2 separate regions of the Homo sapiens genome follow, and region 2 is linked to region 1. A link is an interaction called in ENCODE POLR2A ChIA-PET data of the cell type or tissue named here. Cell type or tissue: HepG2. All regions are shown on one strand. Each heading gives the region's core, and the rest is flanking DNA. Links, peaks and the distances in the headings are about the cores only.

Evidence for each region. ChIA-PET counts read pairs that join two places held together with the same protein. Peaks named below come from ENCODE experiments on the same cell type or tissue, not always from the same donor. Only the 100,000 strongest peaks of a DNase experiment are listed, where the experiment ranks them.
Region 2: POLR2A ChIA-PET joins it to region 1 with 34 read pairs; 29 of 35 experiments call an interaction of 5 or more read pairs at or near these places.

The regions. Positions count from the first base shown.
Region 1 is chr3:49,537,501-49,542,863 of GRCh38, reverse strand. No RefSeq gene overlaps it. Among named protein-coding and RNA genes, the nearest start is that of BSN-DT, 14 kb to the left of the region's middle. RefSeq lists a silencer at 2,672-2,901 and an enhancer at 5,108-5,363. In HepG2, for the core only: CTCF peaks have their summits at 2,096 and 3,027 (motif pointing left); DNase peaks (open chromatin) are centred at 2,073 and 2,813; H3K4me3 peaks cover 1,167 bases.
Region 2 is chr3:49,664,250-49,669,612 of GRCh38, reverse strand. It overlaps BSN (bassoon presynaptic cytomatrix protein), which reads right to left. Exons shown (of 12, transcript NM_003458.4): 9 at 5,059-5,190; 10 at 4,760-4,814; 11 at 4,295-4,384; 12 at 1-2,023. The coding sequence ends at 4,774. Among named protein-coding and RNA genes, the nearest start is that of APEH, 7.4 kb to the left of the region's middle. RefSeq lists an enhancer at 2,723-3,017 and a silencer at 2,723-3,017. In HepG2, for the core only: a CTCF peak has its summit at 1,057 (motif pointing left); DNase peaks (open chromatin) are centred at 1,012, 2,842 and 3,622.

The DNA of each region.
Region 1 (5,363 bases), core at 178-5,177:
TGAGCAGCTAGCCAAATATGCTCTTTCTCATCTAGGGTGAGAGTGGCTGACAGGATAACATAAATGTCATGCCAAGTAAGGTTATGTGACTGAGTAATATAAAGAAATTCCTTCTGGAAGTGGGATGGGCCAGTGGAAAAGGAGCCAAGGAGCCTCTCAACCTCCGACATGTCTGAGATTGAAAAGGGAACATGAACCCTGACTATGCCTTCTGCCCCAGCTACTTTGCAAAGGGGAAGGGTGGCCGGGGTCTGATTTTTTTTTTTTTTTTTTTTTTTTTTGAGATGGAGTTTCACTCTTGTTGCTCAGGCTGGAGTGCAATGGTGCAATCTCGGCTCACCGCAACCTCCGCCTCCTGGGTTCAAGAGATTCTCCTGCCTCAACCTCCCAAGTTGCTTGGATTACAGGCATGTGCCACCATGCCCAGCTAATTTTGTATTTTTAGTAGAGACGGGGTTTCTCCATGTTGGTCAGGCTGGTCTTGAACTCCTGACCTCAGGTGATCTGCCCGCCTTGGCCTCCCAAAGTGCAGGGATTATAGGCATGAGCCACCGCACCCAGCCCTGATTGTTTTTTGAATGAGTGACAGGTGGATAGGGGAATGAGAGAGATGGCAATGGTGCTGGCGGCTCTTGGGGAGCCTGGGGCTGGAGATATGGTGGACATTCCTCAGCAGGGTTGAAATTCCTTTCAGGGGCTGAAGGGGAGGGGTGAAAAGGGGACTGGGAGTTTTCGTTTAGCAATAAAACTTGATGAGGGGAGCAAGACTGATAGAGGGAAAGTTTTGAGTGTAAATACATGAAATCTTGGATATAAGGGACCTCGGACCAGTTGCCATTTTGTTGTAAGAAATTGTTAAGATTGCTCGGGCTGGGCCGAGCGCGGTGGCTCATGCCTGTAATCCCAGCACTTTGGGAGGCCGAAGTGGGCAGATCATGAAGTCAAGAGATCAAGACCATCCTGGCAAACACGGTGAATCCCCTTCTCTACTAAAAATACAAAAATTAGCTGGGCGTGGTGGCACGTGCCTGTAGCCCCAGCTACTCGGGAGGCTGAGGCAGGAGAATCGCTTGAACCTGGGAGGCAGAGGTTGCAGTGAGCCGAGATTGTGGAGTGCACTCCAGCCTGGTGACAGAGCGATACTCCATCTCAAAAAAAAAAAAAGATTGTTTGGGCTGGGCATTGTGGCTCACGCCTGTAATCTCAACACTTTGGGAGGCCAAGGCGGGCAGATCACCTGAGGTCAGGAGTTTGAGACCAGCCTGGCCAACATGGCGAAACCCCATCTCTACTAAAAATACAAAAAACTAGCTGGGTGTGGTGGTACACACCTGTAATCCCAGCTACTAGGGAGACTGAGGCAAAAGAATCTCTTGACCCTGGAAGGCAGAGGTTGCAGTGAGCTGAGATTGTACCACTGCACTCCAGCCTGGATGACAGAGCGAGACTCCGCCTCAAAAAAAAAAAAAAGAAAAAAAAAAAACGATTGCATTGAAGTTGGGGCTTGAAAGTGCCACTTTCCGGCCAGTAACTCAGTAACTGACATTATCCAGTTTGTACTGTGGCCAGGCCACGGTGCAGAAGAAAATTAACTGTTTAGGTTTTATAATGTCAGTAAGTCCCAACTGAACGTTGATTTTGTTGTTTTTGTTTTTGTTTTTGTATGACAGAGTTTCGCCCAGGCTAGAATGCAGTGGCGAGATCTCGGCTCACTGCAACCTCCACCTCCCGGGTTCAAGCGGTTCTTCTGCCCCAGCCTCTCGAGTAGCTGGGACTACAGGTGTGCACCACCACACCTGGCTAGTTTTTGCATTTTTAGTAGAGACGGGGTTTCACCATGTTGGCCAGGCTGGTCTTGAACTCCTAACCTCAGGTGATCCACCCGCCTTGGCCTCCCAAAGTGCTGGGATTACAGGCGTGAGCCGCTAGGCCCGGCCTCTCTCAAGACCTTTTGCAACGGAAGTGGGAAGTGATCCTAGACTACTGGCTCCAATTCCCTAGAAAGGGAGCTGGTCTGGCGTGAGCTCTGGACCATTTTGGCAGGCTCCAAACTTGGTTTTGCCCTCTATAGCCTAAGGATGCGACACCATGCGGACAGAAGACAACAGCACCCTCAGCCCTGGCCCTGGCCAGCTCCCAACTGGATGTCCCTGCTGTTCCAATGCATGCCTAGAGCTGTGAAGACTGCTTTGGGAAAGGTGTTTCCTGGGGTTTCAGGGTACCCCCACTCAGGGAAAGAGTAAGTCGCCAGCAGCCTCATCCCACGTCTGCTTCTAGTGCCAAGCAGGGGGACCCAATCACACAAGTGGAGGCACCTCATCTCCATCCAGTACCCTCCCAGATCTCACAGTACCCTATCAGGCTACCCCCTTTAGGCGGTGCCCTCAGGAGCTCTCTGGCTGGAGGAAGGAGAGACAGAGAGGCCCTGCAAGCGCTGAGCTCTATCTATACCGTGTGCAGGTCCCGCGCTGGCTCCGCGGGGCACGGGGCCTGGAGGCAGGCAAACGCTAAGGCGAGGGAGTACGCACAGGAGGGCTCCTTATTGGTTCCCCACCTCTGAATTAAAGGTTTGCTGACTGGGGTCTCGGTAGCGGAAGCCTGGGCCCCAGACTCGCCCCTCTTATTGCCTGCTCGCTTCCCTTGCCTAGGGAGAAGGGCACTGGCGAATCACAGGCTCCCCAGTTGCAGCTACACTCGCCCCGATGCCCTCAGGGACTGTGCGGCAGTGGTGGAGAGAAGACAAGTCTAGTTACACCACCAGCTAGCGGCCGCGCTCGGACTGGCTCCCCGCGGTTGGGCTACTCGCGGGCTTCGCCCCGCCCGCCCGCCGGCCCCACGGCCTTAGCCCTGCCCACAGCCCCGCTCGGCCCCGCGCTGCCGGAGATTTTCGTCCGCTCCCGAGCGGCCTCAGCTCGACCCACGGCCGGCCTCCGGAGGCTAGCGCTTTCCGGGAGCTGGCGGCGTTATTAGCCCCGCCCACAGCCCGACTCTTCAGCCCCGCCCACCGCTGGCGACTTAATCCTCTGGCGCCACCTCCTGGGAGGCCGCGGACACTGTCTCCCTCTTCGGCCCAGAGCTGCTCCTGGCAGTCCACTCTGCTGGGCTCACCTGGGGGGCATCTGGAGCCACTACCAAGGTTGGGAGCTCTCCCTATCCCCAGCCCGAACCTGCCCAAGGCCCTGCGTCTCGCCACACGGAGCCTTCACAGGGACATGGACAGAACAATTCGTCTGACCCGAACTGAGACTCTAGGATAATCGCCACCAAAACTGGGGGTAGTGGGGCTAACCAGGGCCCCAGCAACCCGGTCTTCATGCTGCCCATGCCCTAGGCTGTCCTTAGGAGGGCCCCTCCTGCAGGAGCACCCGAACTCCAGCTGATGGGAGCCCCCACTTTGAACCTCTTGCCGAACCTCCTCTAGATCTTCTAGGGTCCCCACAGGGAAATGGTACCCAGCATTTCTCCATAGGTGCTTCAAATAATTCTTTGCTGCTCTACAACAGGAACAGAATTTCATCATCAGAATTAAACCTGGCCGGGCACGGTAGCTCACGCCTGTAATCCCAGCACTTTGGGAGGCCGAGGTGAGTGGATCACCTGAGGTCAGGAGTTCAACACCAGCCTGGCCAACATGGTGAAACCTTGTCTCTACTAAAAATACAAAAATTAGCCGGCCGTGGTGGCGGATGCCTGTAATCCCAGCTACTCCAGAGGTTGAGGCAGGAGGATCGCTTGAATCCGGGAAGTGGAGGTTGCAGTGAGCCGAGATGGTGCCACTGCACTCCAGCCTGGCCGACAGAGCAAGACGCTGTCTCAAAATAATAATAGTAGTAGTAGTAATAATAATAATAATAATAATAATAATAATAATAATAATAATAAAACCTAAAGTGTTTGGGTCATATTTAGAACTGAACACGCCTCACACTAGCCACAAGACCCAGACCAATAACTCCCTTGCCCTCTCTGGGCCTCAGTGACTTTGCCTCAAGGTAGTTGTGAGGAAGGTGAGCAAAACAGGGAAAGAGTCACCAATGGATTTGGATTTTTAAGATATTGAAATCCCAGGCCAGGCGCGGTGGCTCACGCCTGTAATCCCAGCACTTTGGGAGGCCAAGGCAGGCGGATCACAAGGTCAGGAGATCGAGACCATCCTGGCTAAAACGGTGAAACCCCGTCTCTACTAAAAATACAAAAAAATTAGCCGGGCGTGGTGGCGGGCACCTGTAGTCCCAGCTACTCGGGAGGCTGAGACAGGAGAATGGCATGAACCCAGGAGGTGGAGCTTGCAGTGAGCTGAGATTGGGCCACTGCACCAGTCTGGGTGACAGAGCAAGACTCCATCTCAAAATAATAATAATAATAATAATAATAATAATAATACAAAAAATGAGCCAGGCGTGGTGGCACACACCTGTAGTCCCAGCTACTTGGGAGGCTGAGGCAGGTGAATCGCTTGAACCTGGGAGGCGGAGGTTGCAGTGAGCCAAGATGGCACCACTGCACTCCAGCCTGGGTGACAGAGCGAGACTCCGTCTCAAAAAAAAAAAAAAAAAGGAAATCCCAGCGCTTTGGGAGGCCAAGGCGGGAGGATCACTTACTTGAGGTCAGGAGTTCGAAACCAGCCTAGCCAAGATGGCGAAACCCCATCTCTACTAAAAAAAATACAAAAATTAGCTGGGTGTGGTAGCACGTGCCTGTAGTCCTAGCTACTTGGGAGGCTGAGACATGAGAATCGCCTTAACCCCGGAGGCAGAGGTTGCAGTGAGCCAAAATCACAACACTGCACTCTAGCCTGGGCCATAGAGCAAGACTTTCAAAAAAAAAAGAAAAAAAGAAAAAAAGAAATAGGCCGAGTGCAGTGGCTCATGCCTATAATCCTAGGACTTTGGGAGGCTGAGGTGGGTGGACTGCCTGAGCTCAGGAGTTCGAGACCAGCCTGGGTCACATGGTGAAACCCCATCTCTACTAAAATACAAAAAATTAGCCAGGCGTGGCAGCATGCACCTGTAGTCCCAGCTACTCAGGAGGCTGAGGCAGGAGAATTGCTAGAACCCAGGAGGCGGAGGTTGCAGTGAGCTGAGATTGTGCCACTGCACTCCAGCCTGGGCGACAGAGCAAGACTCAGTCTCTAAAAAAAAAAAAGAAAAGAAAAGAAATAGAGAAATGAAGCTCACTCTTGAAAGACTGATGCTTGAATTGGGCCTTCTTTGCTTTAGGGGAGCTAGGAAAGGGCCTCTCCTAGGAGCTTGTTCAACCTGTGGGCAACAAGGGGAGGCGAGGCTGTGGGCTACAATGAGGTAAGTAGTGTGGAGCCTCCAGCCCCCCCAAGACTGGTGGTATTCTTTTCTTTTTTTCTTTTT
Region 2 (5,363 bases), core at 166-5,165, 130 kb before region 1:
GTCCTTTGAGCCTCCTAGCCACAGAGGAGAGGCATGAAACAGGTGCAGTCAAGAGCTGGGGTCCCTCGGGCACAGCCTGGCTCTGCTCTTGCCTCTGCCTCTCTGGCTGTGGATGCCGCCCAGCTCTGCCCTTGCGTGGTGCCCTCTGGGAAAGGGCTGTCAGATGCCTCTGGCTCAGGGTTGGGGTAGGAAGGGAAAATGACAGACAGACAGATATCCTACAGCAAACCTTCAGAATGTCCATACACACACATCCTGTGCAGGCTCCTACCATTGCGTCTGCTCTGGGGATTCCTTTTTACCTGCTGTCCTGGACAGAGAAAACTGCAGGGTATGTGGGGGCCTTTTACTGCCTGCCCTGCAGCCTGGCACGCTCAGGCAACAATTCTGGCAGGTCCTCACTAGCTTGTGCAGAAGTCAGCTAGAAGTGCTCCTGAAGGAGAGGTTCTGAGGCAAAAAGAACTCCAAGCAAGAGGGTCAAGCATTTAAAATGGATGAAATCGTGCAAAGAGGCTGCGAGCTGTGCATGCTCCACTGCAGGACAGGCGGTGACTCACCTGGCAGCAGCGAGTCCTGCCACAGGTCAAACATGCCACAGACTGAGAATTTCACACACACAATGGGAGCAGGGGTGGGGTGGGGAGGGGTGGGGGTTTTATGAGTGTATCTATCCAGTTTCTCAATTGCATGTTTGCAATTAACTCCTTATACATAACATGGAATTTATTAAATATTAACAGTTGTCATTGAGGGTTTATATTTCATTGCATAGAACGTTAGAGATGAGACTTGTGGCTGTGCCCCAGATGAAAGGAGGCCCCCAAGGGAAGAGCCCTGGGGAGGAATGCTGCCCAGTCCACCGGATGGATAGACAGTGCCACATTCCCCCGCACAGGGCTCTGGGCCTTTCCCTTGGCTGGCAGAAGTCCTGGCCCCTCTGCTCTGAGTACACCCACTGGTGATGGCTTAAGAACGACTGGAATTGCACAGTAAACAGAGGCGGGCTGGGAGGCCTCCCCAGACCTCGCCCTGGGGTTGTGCTCTTGGTGGCCTGCTGCCCCCTATTGCTTCTAAGTCAACATTCTCCCTGTGCTGAGCAGGGGCAGAGCAGAGAGGAAACCAAACCATCAGTCACAAGGTGGTGGTGGAGGGGGAGAGGCAAGGGAGTGAGCCAAGAGAAGAGAGAAAGGGGGAGAGAGAAACAAAAGAAAAATGTTTATGAGGTATACACGTAAATCAAACTGGAATGATTAAGGCTGTTCTTGAAATCAAAAGAAATCCCCAGGTGTACAGACGAGGAGCCGGCTGGTTGAGACAATGGCGGTGCCGCTGGGATGCTCACGATGGCTAGGGGGATGGCTTTGAGATGGTGGCAGTGTGCTAGCACGCTGCCACCCACGGGCTGGGAGAAGCCTCAGCCGGCGCCCACGCTGCTTTTCGGTGCTATGGCCTCTTATTTCAGCGATGAGACAGTGTTAGGTCCTAATGTTTGTAAAGTTCTCCCAACCCCTGGCCACATGGAGGTCTGCTCCGATGTCACCCAGAGGGCATGTGACGGGCAGGGCCCTGTGCCACAGAGGGATCCGGGCCAGCTGGAATGTGAAGGAAACGGAGCCCAGGGCCCCCAGCCCTCAGTCAAAGCCCCTCTCCAAGGCTGTGGAAAAACTTCTGGCATCTCGGAGGGAGGGCAGTGTGTGCCCAAACTCTGTGTATAACGCACGGGAAGCCTGGCCGGCCAGGCCGCAAAAAGGCGGCTGTGGGAAGTACGGCAAGACACCATGGTGGCAGGGTTTCTGGAGAGGGTTCTCCCTCCCAACAAGGGCTGTGCCTTGAAGGTGGTGCCCTGCAGAGAGCAGCATCTCTGGAAAGACAATCAAAGGTCCCCTGGCCAGTGGTCCGACTTGTCCAGCAGATGCTTCACCCAGGCAGCTGCTGTGAGAAAACATCACGTCCTCAACTGAGGCCTGCCTGCCACGTCCCACCTGGTGAGTCTTTGGGCCAAGGGTTTGCCAGATTGTAGATGCTTGAAAGAGAAAAGGAGGGAGGGAGGAAGGAAAGAAGAAAAGAAAGGATTCTGTCAAGAATTGTAGATAGCTGCTTCTCACCCTCACATTCCTCTCAGCCATCTGCCTGTGCTAGCGGCCACCTCCTCACCCACGGGGTGCCATGCCACTCAGGCTTGGGGAGATGGGTGCTTGGGCAGGTTGGAGGTCACAGAGAGGACAGCAAGAAAGAAGAATCAGGTCAGCCAGGAAGGGACACTTCTTTTAATGTAACAAAAGTTCCTTTTTTTTTTTTTTTTTTGGCTTAAGAGTGATGGAGAAGGGATTTGGTTTGAAATGGCAAACCTCTCCAAGCCCATCTCTGAAATTGCCGTAAAGAATTTCAGGAGAGGGATACTCACGGCAGCACTGTCCACTTGACCCAATCATTAGCCGAATGCTAGAACTCAAGGGAGATTTCTTTAACTATAAAGTCAGTGGTCTCAGTGGCCCAACCACACCATGTGGCAGGACGCAGAACAAAGCTGTGTCTGTGCTTCCTTTCCCTGCTCAGGAGCCATACCCTGGCCCCAAACCCAAGGTAGGTACTGTCATGAATCCAGGCCATGGGCTGTCCCTCCTTCCCCCACTTTCAGCACCACTTGTGATTTCACATCTGTTCCAGGGCAACTCCAAGGAAACATCAGCTGAGCGGGAAGCCGCAGGAAGCCCGCTGTGGGAGGGTGAAGGCAGGAAGAACGCTAAGGGCTGCACTATGGCTACTGTAATTAGAATAAATTCCAGGCTCCTTACTTGGCCTGCACAACCCACCCCAGCTGGCTCCCACCCCCTTGGACTTTACCCCTGACCACCTCTCCCCTCCACTGTGGCCCTGGCTATACTGGCCTTTGCCCTGTCCCTGGTCCCATCCCAGCATCCGATCATCCGTCAGTGCTGTTCCCTCCCCTTTTTTCATCCCACCGCAGTCGTCCTCCTCCCTCAAGCTTCCCTCACATATCTTCTGCTCTGAGCACTTTGTCTAGAGCAGACCCCACTGCTTCCATAGCTCTGCTTCTCTGGCTTTATAACACTCATCACTTTCAGAAAGTACCTTTTTAATTGAATTTTATTTTTAAACTTATTTATTCTCTATCTCCTTTAATGGATTGTCAGCTTCAGAGGGCAGGGACTTGGTTTTGTTCTCTGCCATATCCCCAGATCCTGGAAGAGTGCCTGGCACATACCTGGGGCTTGACAAACATTTGTTGAATAAATGGACGGAAGCCTGGGCCTTTCCAGGGCCCCACTGCTTTTCCAGAGAAAGGTAGCCTGTGAGGTATCACACCTAGCTCCTTCCCTCCCACAACCAGTGCTGGCCCGGGCCCAGCATCTGCCAGCCCCAGGGCTCCCTTGAAGTGACCTGCTCACTGACCGCCAGGCCCCGCCATGGATAACACATACATGCTTGTGCACCGTGAGAAGCACCCTGAAGGGGCAAGGAGGGAGAAGAGGAGGGTCCGAGGGCTATGGGATGATGGTCAGTGGTCCTGGCTGTGCACAGAGCTGTACCAACAGCCAGGTGATTCTCCTCCCACCCAGGATGATGCACTTCCTCCTCCTCCCACAGAGGCAGGGCCAAGGCCAGGGCCAGGGCCAGGGCCAGGACAGGCTCCAGGAAGTGGTGTCCCAACCTGCCTTGGCCACTGCAGCCCAGACAGGGTGAGGGCTCCCATCCTGAGGCCCTTCTGCCCTCTCCCTGAGCTGACTTAGTCTGGGGCTGAGACTCCCTTTCCTCTATGTCCCTTCCTGTCTGCCTCTCTACTCCTTCCACTCTTCTATCCTGTGGGCCACAAGCTCAGCCTGTGAAGCCAGGAGTGTTTTGACTTCATTCCCAGAGCTGCAGATGTGACTCTGTGGGGTTTGGGGACTCTAATCTCTTCCAAGTGGCTGGAGCAAAGGCACCAGCAGCAGACATCAGGGAAGAAGCATGTTCCCCTACAGGTGCCACAGACTACCAGGTCCTTCAGGATGACTTTGAACTCAGTGCCCAGCACATAGACTTCAAGTTGTGAGGTGCAGTTAGCCGTGCTGGGCTCTTCTCCAAGGGTGCCACCTGACTTGTCTGGCACCATCTCAGGCAGCTCTGTGGCCCCTGCCTCTGCGGGGTAGAGGGCTGCTGGGCCCATCGCAGCTGAAGGAAACCCAACAGGCCCTTCCCAGTTCACACTTGTCAGAACTGGCTAGCTGTCATCAGCCAGGCCTTGGCCCTTCACCCCTCCTCCGGCCCATCTCACCCTGATCCTGACACTCACTGTTATACGCAGAGTCCAGAGCTGCGCCCAGGCCTCTGACTCCAGAGATTTTTCCACAGCAATGATACCTCTCTTCATTTCTTCAAGAGCCTGTGGAGCATTTAGAGGAGGGCTGGAGAGGAGTTGCATCCCTGGAGGCCTACCTACAACCCAGTGCCAGCCCAGTGCTGTGAGAGCCCTGCAGGGGATGGCAGATGGTTTGAAAGCCAGGGCACTGGCCCTGGCTTTGGCCCCTCCTTTGCTGGGGACCCCTACTGTGTTGGCCCCATGGTAGGGGCTCTGTGCACAGTGTCCCTCCTTTTTCTCCTCCCACATTCAGAGAAGGGAACATTGCAGCTCTGGGTACTGAACCAGCCGAAGACTGGACTCCTCCCAGAGGACCCCTTCGGACTTAGAGCCCCACCCCCACCCCCAGTGCCTCGGGCCTTTCCCAGAAGAGGCAAGGTACAGGCTGCTTGTACTCACCATGCTGGGCATGGTCACCAGAATGAGGAAAATTTTTTGCCAAAAGCAGAGACAGCTGTGACAAAGAAAGAGGAGAGAGCCATCAGGAAATTGGGCCAGACCCCTCCCAGTCAGGGCCACTTGGCATAGTGAAGGCAAGCTCAGCCCAAGGGGCAGAGATTGCCCGGAGAACAACTGGGCATCAGCAGGTGGGCTCTCTGGCTGGCCTCTGCCTGGGTGACTGAGTCTGGAATCATCTCACAGACCCAGCCTGTACCAGAGTAGCCACCCACCACAGACCAGTTGCAGGCAGTGCATACCTTCCGTCAGTTTGCCAGCTTGCTCGGCTGCCCCGCCAGGGAGGATCTTGGAGAACACGCTCTCCCCATCGGCACCTGGCTGGCCGGCGGGAGCCCCTGGGGTTCCTCCAGGCCTGGCTCCAGCCTTCACACCTAGGAGGAAAGAAATCGCCATAATGAGCTATGCACGGCCTGGCTCTTTAGGGTCTAAGAGGGCAAGTACCCACGAGAGAATCTGAACACAGGTACCCTATAAGGTGGGAAGGTGAGAAGGAGGCTAGGGAAATAAAGAGAAGAAGGTAAGAACAGGAAGACAAGGGGTGGGA